Regions from separate parts of the Mus musculus genome. Here all the other regions are linked to region 3. A link is a contact called in ENCODE Hi-C or POLR2A ChIA-PET data. All regions are on one chromosome and are shown on one strand. The core of a region is the stretch at or near the end of the contact, and the rest is flanking DNA. Distances in the headings are between cores, read along the strand shown. Region 1 holds the start of 2700046G09Rik (RIKEN cDNA 2700046G09 gene). Region 2 overlaps Sgms1 (sphingomyelin synthase 1). Region 3 overlaps Sgms1 (sphingomyelin synthase 1).

Evidence for each region. Hi-C counts contacts between places; a loop is a spot of excess contacts on that map. ChIA-PET counts read pairs that join two places held with the same protein, here RNA polymerase II (POLR2A).
Region 1: a loop to region 3 is called in a map of heart, with 6 times the contacts of the local background. The contact joins the promoter of 2700046G09Rik here to the enhancer-like site in region 3. A Hi-C loop is called at or near these places in 10 of 37 maps with a recorded cell type or tissue (adrenal gland, heart and left cerebral cortex). POLR2A ChIA-PET finds 5 or more read pairs at or near these places in 3 of 5 experiments (Patski and embryonic stem cell).
Region 2: POLR2A ChIA-PET joins it to region 3 with 14 read pairs in Patski. The contact joins two enhancer-like sites. POLR2A ChIA-PET finds 5 or more read pairs at or near these places in 2 of 5 experiments (Patski and embryonic stem cell).

Annotation. Positions count from the first base shown.
Region 1 is chr19:32,387,729-32,392,504 of GRCm38, forward strand. It overlaps 2700046G09Rik (RIKEN cDNA 2700046G09 gene), which reads left to right and starts at 1,488. Exons shown (of 2, transcript NR_033198.1): 1 at 1,488-1,648; 2 at 1,977-3,456. It overlaps Sgms1 (sphingomyelin synthase 1), which reads right to left and starts at 784. Exons shown (of 10, transcript NM_144792.5): 1 at 492-784.
Region 2 is chr19:32,289,652-32,294,181 of GRCm38, forward strand. All of the region lies in intron 2 of Sgms1 (sphingomyelin synthase 1), which reads right to left. Among named protein-coding and RNA genes, the nearest start is that of Sgms1, 97 kb to the right of the region's middle. Within about 2 kb of position 2,778, at least 2 of the 3 ENCODE cell types and tissues checked have a DNase peak (open chromatin) inside an H3K27ac peak, as active enhancers do.
Region 3 is chr19:32,341,306-32,345,795 of GRCm38, forward strand. The region is part of intron 2 of Sgms1 (sphingomyelin synthase 1); the gene reads right to left. Among named protein-coding and RNA genes, the nearest start is that of Sgms1, 45 kb to the right of the region's middle. Within about 2 kb of position 3,024, at least 1 of the 3 ENCODE cell types and tissues checked has a DNase peak (open chromatin) inside an H3K27ac peak, as active enhancers do.

The DNA.
Region 1 (4,776 bases), core at 238-2,737, 45 kb after region 3:
TGTCACTCTGCCGCCCAGGGTTGTGGGGGTGGGGCTGTGATTTTGGGGGTCCACCCCTAAGCACTACGGGACCTCTGGCTGGCTTCCACCTGGAAAGGTCCTCAGTCCCGGGCTCTCAGGCCCCGCTACCGTCCGCTCGCCTCAATGTGACACCAGGCAGCCTTCCAGCCCGCACGCAGCACCTCGGAAAGGTGCCCACGGACGCCTCCTCCTTCCTCCCCGCCCAAGTTGGCGGGGGAGCCCCGCCGGCGGCCCGCCCCCTCGGAGCCGGGATCGCGGCCGCCAGAGCGCTCCCCCGCGCCCACCCCCACGAGCGGCCGCGGGGGACCGCACGCCAGGTACGCGCGACACCGCGCGGTATGCGCTCACGCCCCCTCGCCCCGGCTGCCCGCCCGCCGTCAACCGAGGTCAGGCCTGGCCCGAGAGACTCGGGTCAGATCCAGCCGCTCGCGACCCGGAGGCCGGCCCTCCACCCCCGCCCCGCGACTCACTTGCACGCGAGTCGTGGCAGCCGCCGGAATTCTTTCCACGCGCCGAGCCCCGCGCCGCGGAACGAAACCGGGGCAGGGCGGCGTGCGGACTCTGCACCCGATCCCGCTCTCCCGTCCGCGTGCCAGGCTCCCGGGACGAGCAGCCCGCCCGAACCGGCTCTCCCTGCTCCCGTCCAGCCGGCAGCCCGCCGCCGCTGCTCCGGCCGCCGCCGAGCTGGCGAGAAGGCTTCTGACTTGGAACCTCGGGCTGCCGAGCATGCCCAGTCCGCGGCGGAGCCGGGTCGGCTTCCCGCGCGACGCCAGTCCGTTCCTCCGGGTGTTCCCGGCGGCCAGGGGGCGGGGACCGCGGACGCTCGACCAGGGACCCAGCTGAGTCCCGCAGGACAGCTGGCCGTGGGGTGTGCTGGGGGTGGGGACGGGGGGGGGGGGGAGTCCTTTTTGTTTCTAGAAACGGGAACTGGAGATGCGGTTCCCTTTCGCCCCCACCACCCCCCAACCACGAGAAGAGAAAGATGGTGGGTTTCATCCTCCGGGATCAGAAGCCCTATTAGGAGCCAGCCCGAGAGTTGTGCGGCAAAAGGCGGCTAGAAGGTTGGGGACACAAACTCAGCCTTGGTGAAACTACCTACGGGGACAGCTGTTGGCGAACTACACTGGCATTTTCTTTCCCACCAAGCCCAAGAGCTGCGACACTTGTGACTCCCTTATGATTGATCATTTAAAATGGATGAACCTCAAACTCTTCGGGACATTTTTCCGAAGCTCTAATCCTTAAAACCACCATCTCCCCCCCCCCCCCCCCCCCAAATCAGGGGTCTGCAGGCTTCCTAAATCGCGCAGCCCCAGGCAGCGTGAAGGCCCAGGAGTTCTCGGGAAGAACCGGGCCCTCCCCCCTAGTCCGTCCGGGCCCCACCTCCCGCCGCCTCTCGGAGCTGCGGCGAAAACCTGGAGAGCGCCGCACCAGGGCCGGAGCACTGCGCATGCCCAATGGCCCCACGGGGTGCGGGTCGCCGGCAGATCTCCAGCTCGGGCAGTGGAACCCGGTACCAGGACGGTGATCTCGCGGCAGAGACAGCAGCCTCCAGTAGCTCCGGCCTTCTGGGCCGACCGCTCGTACCACCGTGGCATGGGTCGCCCGGGACGCGCTACCCTGCAGGGTCTGGTCTGGGGGCGGGGAGGGGGGAACGGCCGTGCCTGCGAGACACGTGACTGTCCGCGGAGCTCCGGGGCAGCCATCTTCAGCTCTCCGGGGCCGTAGACGAAGAAGGGTCCGGGATCCGGGCAGACTCTAGTCCATTTGCCTCCCCACCAGGCACAGGCCCCCGCCCTCACCTGCATGCAGTCCGCCAGTCTACAGCGGGGGTACAGCGAGGGTACTGCGACGCCGGTGACACCGGGAGGACCGGCTGTCTCCAGAGCCAGAACCTAACGGCTAAGAATTGGAGAGCCGCTCTCTTGGAGCTGATGGCTTCTGCTTTTCCCCAGGGGCGGAAGTTGGGAAGAGGAGTTCCCGTTCCTAAGGCGCTGGCATCGCTCCTCCTGCTGCTTCCCTGTTCTGACCCATTCCCGGCGACGGAGGATGAAGGTGGCGAAAGATGTTTGGACAGCCGTCGCTCTCCTCCATGCTTTTCTCCTGCTGCTGGTTAGCTTGGATGGTGATGGTGTCACCTGGGGTCCTGGAATCTCTGGGCCCGCATCCTCATTACCCGAGAATTCGTTAGAACGACACATTCACGACCACACCTAAACCTACAGAATCAGAAACGCCACTAGTGGGGTCGGTCCTGAAACCTGGTTAACAAGCTCCCAAGGTGAATCTGATGGCCGCTTTCCCTAAGCAGTAGAGACCCTTTTTCGTGTATGGTGCTGAAAATTTAGCGTCCTCTGTCCCCAAATACAGTGAAAAATCGGATTTAAAATGTGTCTGCTCCTGTGTGAGCTCTTAAAGGTCTTGTCCTCTCCTGCACCTCCGGCCTCTTCACCTTAGGACACTATGCTATCGCACTTCTCAGGGAGATAAGAAAGGGTGGCCTGACGCATACTGCTTTTAAATGACAACCCACTAACCTGCTCTATTTGAGTGTCAACCAAGAGCAAGGGAGTGGCTGAGATTATAGTAGCCCCGCTGGTTATTTTCATCAGTTTGCACCTAAGAGGGAAAAAAAGGAGGCTTGCTGTCTTGAAGTAAGTACTGGACAGCCGCTGGCTCTTTGCAGTGTTACTTTGCATTTGCTGTAACCAAGGTCAAAGCAAGCGAGCTGCTGCCTGGCAGGTCATGGAATCCAGACTTTAAAATTCTCCCTCCCCACCCCACACACACTTGTTACAAGTGTGTCCCAGGCATTAGAGTTAGTTTAGTTTTTCTTCCCCTCCCCCCTCCCTGTATCTTTGAAATGTTTTTTAGGAAAAAGAAAACATTTTTCTATGAAAGTTTTAGGAGTATTCCTAATACATGAAAAGGGCAGAGTATACAAGTATTTTATACTCCAAATTTCACTCCAATTTCAGAAAGTGGTTCTTAGAAAAGGCACACATAAAATATACATAACAGAGCTTTAAGTAAATATAGGGATGGTAATCTAGAGAGAAATCCTCGCCTTGAAAGTAACTTGAATGGCGTGGTCATAAGAGATGCTTCAGAGTTGGCATACTTTTAAGTCAGTCACTGTACAAAAAATAATAATAATCAAGATGAAATGTTCCTTTTCTAGTCCACTAAACCATGAAGAACCTTAACAGGAGGCTGGAGAGGTAGCTCAGCAGTTACGAGTACTTGCTGGTCTTGAAGAGAACCCTAGTTCAATTCCCAGCACCCCACTTTGCCATTGACAACCATCTGAAACTCTACTTCTTTGGAATCTGATGCCTTCTCTGGCTGCAGAGAACACCAGGCATGCAAGAGTTACACTATATATGCAGGCAGGCATAGCATCATATATGAAGTAATAAATGACTTTAAGAAACAAGAGAATTCTAACACTACTTCTTACCAAATCATAAGAAACATTCATTAAAAATGTTTAGGTTTCTCAAGTACGTGGACTAGTATGGATAATGTTGAAACAGTAAAAATGAGTCATCCCCAAGTCAGTGTCTGCCATGCTAAAAATAATACCAACAAACAAGTACAGAGACATAAACTTCACTCGCCAAAGTGACTACTTCAAAGTTGGTCATTTCTAACGATTAATAATCTAAGAGAAAAACGCACTTCTATCCCATTGACCTGTAAGTGGCAACCACCACTTACTAGAACGTAGTCAAAGCCCACACTATGCTCTAAGGTCAAGGGGCTTCAGTGGGTAGGCAGGGAAATGTGGCTCTGTGGAAGAATCCCGGGCCACACAGCCTGAGCAGCAGGGGCAAGGCTTCACGGCCTCCTCAGACTTTTAAATACATCTGGCCAACCTACAACCTGAGTTGAAGCCAGTGCTGTGAGTGGGGACCCAGCTGCCCATGACAAGGCTCCTTCCAAGTGTTTGCCCTAAGGAACAGATCTGTGAAGAATCTGCACTGAGTTCATTCCTGTTCCTCTGCCTGAGACTCCTGGCTTCACTAATTGTTTGGTTTCCACTGATCAACAAAGACTGGAGTTGTTTGACTGACCTTGGTTAGACAAGGGGTACAGCCCAATTTCTCCTTGTGCACAAACCTCTTTCCCTACATTTTGTTTTGTTTTGTTTTTCGAGACAGGGATTCTCTGTATAGCCCTGGCTGTCCTGGAACTCCCTTTGTAGAGCAGGCTGGCCTCGAACTCAGAAATCTGCCTGTCTCTGCCTCCCGAGTGCTGGGATTAAAGGGGTGCGCCACCACGCCCGGCTCCCTACATTTTTTTTTCAATACCATACAATGGATATGTATTATCTCTGATTTTTGGAATATGTAGCACATGAGTTGGCACCAAACAGCCCTTAGTAAATAGTTGCTGAATCATAACTTATTTTCTGGTTTTCTCTGTGCTGCAGTTAGGTATAAGAAGGATAAATACAAACAATGGAAATGTCTTTTTTATCCCTTTCTAATAAGCCAATTTTCAACCTCATATAGATTTTAAGAGGATTTTTCAAATTAGACATTTACTACTGACATCCCTCATGGGTTCATAGGTTTGAATTAATTGGTCCTCAGTGGAACTGTTTGGGAAGAAATGGGAGCTGTGACCCTTTTGTAAGAAGTGTGTCACTGGATAAGCTCATGCTATTTCCAGTTAGCAATGCCCCCCTTCCTCTCTCCAAATCGGTAAGTTTCAGCTACTGCCCCAGCACCATGACTGACTGACTGCCGA
Region 2 (4,530 bases), core at 1,528-4,027, 52 kb before region 3:
AATAAAGAAATCAACCAAAGGATTAGAGGCACCCACTGGGGAAAGAAACTCATTTAATCAGATAACATTTCCACCATTAAGAGGAGAAATGACCACCCAAATTCAGAAAAATCTCTAGCTTAGCCTGAGCCCCCTTTTCATCTATAATTAACACTCTAAGTAGTAAGCCAATGCAGAAGTCATTGCTATTTACAAAGAGCAACAGTGTACATCTCCTCTCGGAGCCTCACAATCTTCAGAAAACAATACTTCTATTCTTGAGAATGCTCTGTGGAAATGCAGCAGTAGTAGTTTCCGATGGTCAGAGAACTTGCCCCCAATCTACTCAGCTAAAACATCCAAGAAGAAATGAGAGGGGCTGGAATACAGCCTCGCAGGCCAAAGCCTTGGGTTCAATTCCCCTGTCTACTGAGACTCCTGAATCGCAGCACTTGGGAGACGGAATCAGCACTGACTCTTCTTGTCTTAGATCTGCTGATCGACGTTCTCACGCAACAGATACAGAAATACCTTTGTCTACAGAGTGACCAAGACACTGCTGCAAACAGTTGACTTAGAAGAGCAACTCTTGCAGCAGAAAATCAGAGGCAACTCAACCTTTTATCTTTTCTACTCACCCTCCCACCTCTGCCCTGTGAGTCTATTCATCATCGCTCAACTTTTTAAACCTTTTTAACTTGAAAGTAATTTTCAAATCGACAGAAAAGTTGCAAAAATAACAGAACAAAGAATATTCATGTAGCACATCCCTGGACTTGTTTACCAACATTTAGCCCATTTCTCTGAACATCTGTGCTTACTTTCTTCCATATACACACTGACCACTTTTGTCTTGAACCTAATGGCAGTCTCACACACCATGGCTCTTTTCCTTTCAACACTTCAGGAAGTATTCCCAGAGAGTATGGATGCTCTCACATAATCACAATGAAGTCACCAACTGGGGACCACGGACGCCATATTCAGTTGCCCTAATAATGAATTTTTAATAGCATTTCTTCCACGTCAGGATCCAGCTGAGGGTTAGAAACGCATTCCCCGCTGCCTCTCTTTAACCTGAAGCACACACCCCTTTGTCTTCACAACACCTGAGAAGAATTGAGCTCCTCCCTTTTAAAATTAATGGGGCCGTTCCATCTTGCCTTGTCTGTCCTTTCCTCTGGCGACTCTGCTTGAATCAGAATGGCTTATGTTTCACTCAGCCAGAAAGTTCCCTGAGACGCTCGCTCTCTGAATATCACATCTGAAGGTGCCAAGTTTAGTCTCATCCCAAAGCAATGCCTACTTTGTTCAATAAAAAGAAGTCACTCCATTCTCCTTGCAACTAATGTTTCACCTAGAGGAAAACATTTTAAGACCATCCAAGTATCATGACCTACCGCAAAATTCCCCTTTCCCACCCCTGTAATAATCTCGATACTTGAAAAACTGAAGCAGGGGGGGATCATGAGTTCAAAGCCAGCCTGGGATATACAGTAAGCTGCATAGGATGAAGGAAAAGACAGACGGGGTGGAATAAAAAGGACGAGGAGGAGAAAGAAGAGGAGAAGAAGGAGAAAAAAGAAGAGGGGGAGAAGGGGCAGGGGAGAGGTAAGAAGAAAACTTCCCAGGTGTCCATGATGCCTCCTTTACATGCCTTATATGTCCTGACAGCTGCAGCATCCTGACTGCAACATTCTTTCCACACTATTATTCATTCATTGTCAGCATTCTTCATCGTTTGTTCACTGGTGAAGTAGTTAGGGCTAGTACACACCCTGCTCTTCTTATGACAGATCCCTATGTCGCTCCTGTACTTTATTTACTCTGGTACTCAGACTTGGCCAGTGGGGGCTCCTTCAAGCCGTCAACTATATATTTTTGCCATATTTATTTTTTTCTCACTTTTATTCCTTTACTTTCTCACAATAAAAATGTTCTGGCCTTACCCTGCATATGTCCTGTCTCTGTTCTGGATGAGGTAATTTGTCCAAAGGGTCCTGGGGACTTTTCGGGGAATAACAGAGAGCAAGATTCAGAATGACTGGTTTCCAGTCAGTCTGCTTCACGTCGCTGATCTTCATTCTAAATATGAGCCACATGGCCCTTTCTGTTATAAAGTAGATAATTTGAGCGGGCTCATTTCCATTGTGGCAGCTAAATTATTGGTAGATCTTACCAACTGTTAATCAAGGGTCTACATTGGATTAAGATGGATCCATTTCAACTACATCCGTACTGCAAGCAAGCAGCCTTCCTCTGTGGTACTGCCCTTACCCCCTTGTCATGCAGCCGACACAACCTGTTGGCAGCATGGCTAACATGCTCAAACTTCCAAACTCTTGGTATCACAGCACCCTGCTTTCTTTCCTCTTTCTGTTCACTACCCGAGGCAGCTGCTCCCTGATCCTAGAGATCTCCAACCCCAGCACTTCTCTTCCCATTACATAGCTGTGCAAATTCCAGTCTCCACAGCCCTGAGCTTACAGATCTCTTATCTCCTTGCTGAGGCCCTAGGCTCTCCCTGTGTTAGTCATGTCTATTTTGGCAGAAAATAGGCACAGGCCAAACCCCAGGACAGGACAGCAGGCTCTTCTCGTGAGTCACAGTCTTGACTCCCTGACGGCCATTGCTAGCGGCCTCATGGATGGAGAGCTGTACTTTCTATGGAAATGTAAGATCACCTCTAGCTGCCTCTCACCGTTTCCATGCCTTTGGCATGAGGTAAGGCTGCGCTGGGAATGGTGAAGGATCAAACTCATTCAGCACATTTTAATAAAGTCTGTAAGCATTCCAAAGAAAGTCACTTTCTGGCACCGGCTCAGCTGTGCACCTGTTCATTTGTTCTGAAAACCCTCAGTATCCAAATCGCTCTCGAGGAGTGAAGCGATTCCAGATGAGATGACAAAGAAAAGCCTCTCTTCGTTCTAGGAAGCAGACACTCATTGCATGGCCATCCACCTCTCTGACAGCTGTATTTCCATGACTCTTTCTTCAAGTCACAGAAGGAAGGTCTCCAGCCAAAGTCAACGAAGCTAGTTGCTAGGAAACATATTTCCTGTTTATGTGTGCATATTTTGGAGCGACTCAGTTTCTGATGTACTTTCACTTTTCTGTTTTTACTTCTAACCACACCTATCTACAAAGAATTTAGAAGTAATCAAGAAAAAAGGAAAGAAAAATTGCAAACCCAGACACAAAGTTAACTGGAAGAAAATCAGAAGAAAAAAATATTTTTGTCACATGCTATAAGGAAAGAGAACTTTGCAATAGTAGGAAAACAGAGAAGTTGTCTTTCCCTGCCTAGGACAGATCCAAACTAACTGTGCACACGCGCACATACACACACACACACAGAGACAGACAGACAGACAGAGAACGAACCACAGCAGTGGATACCTAGCACTACTGTCTCCGCAGGCTTTTCTCCAAGTGAGAACTCCTCACTGCAGCCAATCTATTCCCTGCTCGGGCAGCCTGGTTTTTCTTTGGTTTTGCTTCAAATGGCCCAGAACTTAAAAAGCAAGTGTGATGGAGAGGTGCTGGCCTGCCCATCTTCTAGGACCCCTCAGAACACCTTCTCACAGGTCGCCCTGAATCTCCAGTGGAATCCTGTTTTTCCATGAGTCAGCATGGATCAGCTTGCACACTGATTCTTCCGTGGGTTCCCACCTCCCAGGAACTGAACGGGAGTCCTGTGGGTTGATCATTTCCACACCAGCTCTTTCTTTCATCGTTCTCACTTCCGGCCCCATCTCCTGTGAAGAACATTTTGCCTCTCTAGCAGAGCATCCTTCTTTCTGCTTTTCCTCTTAGCCAACCCGCTGGAGCATGACAACCCTGGGAAATATTTTGTGATCTCTATCTGAAGCAGGCTTGGTGTTCTCTCAGCACATGGCCACCTTTAAAATAAATAAAGGCAGAGCTGTGGTGTTCACTTGCACTGTGCTAAGCATGGATGAACACTCTGTCTCCAGGAGTTCTTTCAAGTGGATGCTGTTACCCTTAGCTCATTTCACAAATGACCACACAGGCAAGGAGTTACAACAGAATCCCAGCATCACAGGCAGCAAGTGGCAGAGCCACAGAGCTTCGATGCATTTCACTAGCAATGTGAAATATACTTAGCTGAAAATTCAACATGATAATGAGAGATACGAGGAAACAACCCAGAGCATCAATGGTGACCTCAGGTCATCACTGAAAGGACAGGAAGTGTCAGCTCACTGGAATCCTTCATCAGTGGCCAATACCCATAAACTAGGTTCACATTAATTCTCAGAATATAGGCCAAGATGTGCTACCATGATAGCCTCTCTATGGAGCGCCCTTCTTTCTGCTTTTCCTCTTTGTAACCTGCTGGAGCATGACAACCCTGGGAGACACTTTGTGATCACTATCTAAGGCGGGCTTGGTGCTAGGAGAGATGAGCAATTTCTAAAACACAGAAATATATACATGAATCAAAGGAGAAAACAAGGCAGTGAAAATTGAAGATCTGAAATTCACACAGAAAATTTAATCTAGGAGAAAAACAGAAAACACACAACA
Region 3 (4,490 bases), core at 1,774-4,273:
TTTCTCTCGTCCCTCCACATGCTGGAGGCGTCCCACAATGGACAGAATATTTCATTCACCCTCTGCTTGAGAACAATTTTTCTCATAGAGAAACTGGGTAGATAATTCTCAACCAGATGACAGGTCTATTCATGACAATCTCAAGTGACAAATGACAAAGCTATTCTCTGTCTCATAATACTTCACATATTTTTTTTTCTTTAATCAGAATCTGTGTCGCAAATTTAACCCCTTTATTTCCTGGTAGCACTTTTGAGGTCACCCACTATGCAATAATTTCTCTCTCTCTCTCTCTCTCTCTCTCTCTCTCTCTCTCTCTCCACACACACACACACACACACACACACACACACACACACCTTCAGCCAACAGAAATTCATTAAGAAATACAAATAACAGTTATCAAACACTGAGTGCCAACATCATGTTGGCTCCAGGATGAAATTTTAATAACTGTTGTCCCTCAAGAACAGAATCGAAATGTGCTTGTCTTTAGTGGTTCTCTGGCTCCTTATCCAGGAATCTATAAATAGTGCCGAGCTAGGCTCTAAGCACTGAGCACGAACTAATTCTAGCAAGATCAGAAAGTGGTGGTTTTTGCACACAACTGTAATAGTACTCCTTCTCAGAAAGGGGGGGCGGGGATTGTTTTCCCTTTGCTGGCCCTCAGAATTCGTAAGTCTTTTGAAAATGCAAGCTTCTTCAGATAAGCTGAAGAAAGCCAAGGAGGTACTGAGGCCAAGACTTTGAAAGTGGGTATACATGGCAGAAGCAACAACTACAATAACCCACGGGGATGGCGCTACGCAGAAAGCCTGAGGTGAGCATGGCTCAGTTAGTGCGTCACCATCCACAGGGCCCCTCTTGGCATCAAAGGTCCTGGTGGGCACAGCTCATGTGGGTCACATCAATACCACAGAAAGAAACAAGGAGGCTGGCTTGGAGGGTATGACAAAGACAGAGAAGTCCAGAGCAAGAGAGGAGTTACTAATTAAGCAACGAAGGCCCCTTTCTTAACAAGCAAGAATTTGTGCTTTGTTTATATTTATTTTGGCTAAAAAATATTACTGGACTGTAGGAGTCTTCAAGAGACAAGAGTGACTTTGTAAGCATAGGGAACGTGTGGTCTGGGGTCCACAAAGGCTCCTAGAGTGTGTCCAGGGCAGTTCAGATGGGCAGTAGACTGTTCAGCACTGAGCCCTACACATCTGAAAGGAAGGATCACGGATGGGCAAGTTTTCCTAGCAATCAGCATGGAGACAGGGTTTCCTTGTCTGTCTGGGTATGGAAGTGATAGACAGGCATTGAGGAGTGGCTGTTGCGCGTCACCACAGCCTTCTGAAAACAAGGCCTGTTATCTAGTGACCGCCAAGGCCAGAAACATATCTTACTGCAAAATGACCAAAGCATTCCTCCAAACAGCTGTGCGTGGATGTAGACAGTGGGTACACCCCATATTCAGAGAGAAAGGAATTGATCACCAGAGAATTATGAAATTATCCATGGCTAGTTAGCCTATTTAAAAAAAAAACCATTCTGTCCTCCTAAAGCTGCTTCATATATGCAGAGACCTGCTCTCAGAATTAAAGCTAAAACTCCTTTCCCTACCCATTGGTAGTCTGAGACTGTGTGCTTTGTGGGAGCATTCTCTATGAATAAAACTCACAAGTTTAGCCCAGCTCCCTGGGCTGTATTTATATCTAATCTCTTTGGGCTAGGAATGTCCTTTGTGGGTGGTCAGCAGCAAATAGATTTAAAGTCTATTATTCTGCTTGTTATGGGAAACAACTTAGTGTGTCTGCTGCATTTTAATCTAAGGATTATATGCTTAGCCTCTGGAAAATTCATTTTAGAAACATCAATAAGAATCTTTTTAAGCATTTTTTTTTAATCAGGAGGCCTAATTATCATTTACACATTTATTGGTACTTAAGGCCCTGACATAAAAAGCCTTGAGCCCAAAAAGGCGAGGCAGCTGTTGCAGACTTAACAAGAAGCCAGTATTCTCCTGGGACCATCTAAACGTATACCACACCTTGAAATAGAGTTAGAGTGGATGCTCGCCCTGCAAGTGCGTTTGACCAAAGCCTGATGCTGCAAATCCTGACCTCCTTTTGTCGTTGGTTTATTTGGTTTGGGTTTAGGTTTTTAAGACTTCCAAATGGACTTTAAGTTAAATGAGCAAATACATTTAGTGCCTCTCTTCAAAATTCTCAACACAAAAACCATTATTTCTTTGAAAAAGGCATAAATCTTCTAGAACAAAGATAGCAGAAACCAGATAGTAAAATCTTCAAGATGTTTTAGAGGTGAAAAATGAAGACAATAGACTTAGCAGACCAAAATAAGACACATCTTCTAATATGTGGAGCCCCATTCTGCCTCAGAAAAGACATTCCAAAACCATCAGGCATATAAAACATCTAACGTGAAAGACAAAAGAAAGGGGAAAAAGTGCAACTTGAAGCAAAAAATGGTGCAGAAAAATAAAATTTCAAAGGTAAAAAAGTTAATCTCTGAATATCTACTTAGTTTATGAGACCACTCAGGGGCTATCAGCAACTGAAAATAAAATAAACCTGATAAATTAACAACTTTAGAAGGGTTCCAAGAAAAATGTAAGTTATCTTTGGGAAGAGGCGTTCAGAGGCAAGTCAAACATCCTACAGCAGGTCCAGAAGGAAGCTGAATAGACAATGAGGGAAGCCAATACTGCAGCCCGGAACATAAAAACAAAAGGAATGAGCGGCTCCTTCCTGGTGCTGTGAACTCTGTGCCTTTCTGAGCTCTGCCCAGGCGCAGACAGAAGCAGGGCTCACAACTCCATGCTACCTACAGTCCCTCCCTGCAGGTGAGTCTGCCTGAGGACTCAAGATAAACAGCCACTTGACAAAGCAATAGCAGAGAGAAGAAACACCATACTCTGTACTCAGCTAAGTAAGTCTCTCCTTAAACAAGACCCCGCACCAGCAAAGGGTGCAGCCCACATTGGGTTTTCTTGCTTCAGTTAACCAATTAAGAAAAATCCTCCGCAGACAGGCCCAGCGCCAACCGGAGCCACCCCCTCCCTCTCGGAGGCTCTCTTCCCAATTGCTCCTAGTTTTTGTCACCTTGGTAAACTCATCATCACAGTGCTCTTTGGACACCAGCAAAAGACAAACAAACATAACCGAAAAAGCACATCCCAATCGCGGCAGGTGATCATTAAACTGCTGAATGCTTTCATGAACGATGTCAAAAGACACAATAGAAGAGACCCTGTAAAGAACTGAGAATCGGCAGGCGCTAGTGTTCTCACAAGGAGCCGGAATGCTAGGAGGTGAGCAACGCCCTTCCTATCAACAGCTCAGTGATTTCCAGCCAGGAACTCTACACCTAGCCAGGCAATCAATTATACATGAGTGTTACACTCTCAGGTATACAGCAGCTCAGAAGTCTTACCTCCCATTTGCAAGTTGTTAGAAAGCTTGCAAAATTAGAAGGTAAAAGAAGAAAAATCAGAATATGGGCTGGGGAAAGGAGGAAAGCCAATCAGAGACATGATACACATGGACTACTCAGAGAGGACCTAAGAAAGAAACAGCAAGCCCATAGCACCGCCCACAGCACCGCCCACAGCACCGCCCACAGCACCGCCCACAGCACAACAAGGGATGGCTCCAGGTGTGAGTCCTTCAAGATGAAAGTAGTATGTGTTAAAATACTGCCAGAACCCTCCTGTATAAAGCTGTGGTTACTCATACATGTCTTTAAAAAGTGACTGATTTTTTTTTTTTTAAATCAAGATGCAATGTAGCCAAGCTGCTAAAACAAGGCATTCGTGGGTCCTATTTACACAAAACAAGATAAACCACCAGGTAAGGAATAGCACATAGGGACTGGGCCCTTTAAAACAAACAAACAAACAAAACAACAAAAACAATAGCCTAAACTTTTAAAAGAAGACAATATTGCATTCTACATCAAGCTTGACAACTTGCAAAATACATACTTTCATGTGAGCCTCACCACTTAAACTTAGCAAAGCTGTGCCAGAGACAGGAAGCTCTTTATAGTTAGTTGTATCTAGCAAGTTGATAACACCTGCCGCCATCGGATCTGCAGACTCTAGACTACAGGGAACATGGCATGCTCTAATTGAGTCCTAGACTTATGAACTGCTCAGGACGGGAGGCTGGGGACTATAGAGGGAGGAACGGAACCTGCTGGGGATTGAACCTGGGTTTCTCTCTCTCTTGGACCACTTATTACACATCACTCTGTGTTACATCACGTGGTATATATTTTCAAATAGTCAAATTCATGGAAACAGCAAAATGGTTGACAACAGAGCTTAGGGAGTAAGCAAAACCAGGAGTTGTGTGGTACAATTAGTGTTTCGCACAATCAAAGAAAATGAGGCTATCAACTTGGAGGTGGGGAAGGCAATCAATAGATGCAGAGCTTGGGAGGAAGGAAAGAGAGGGACGGATGTAATTCTGTTTCAACTA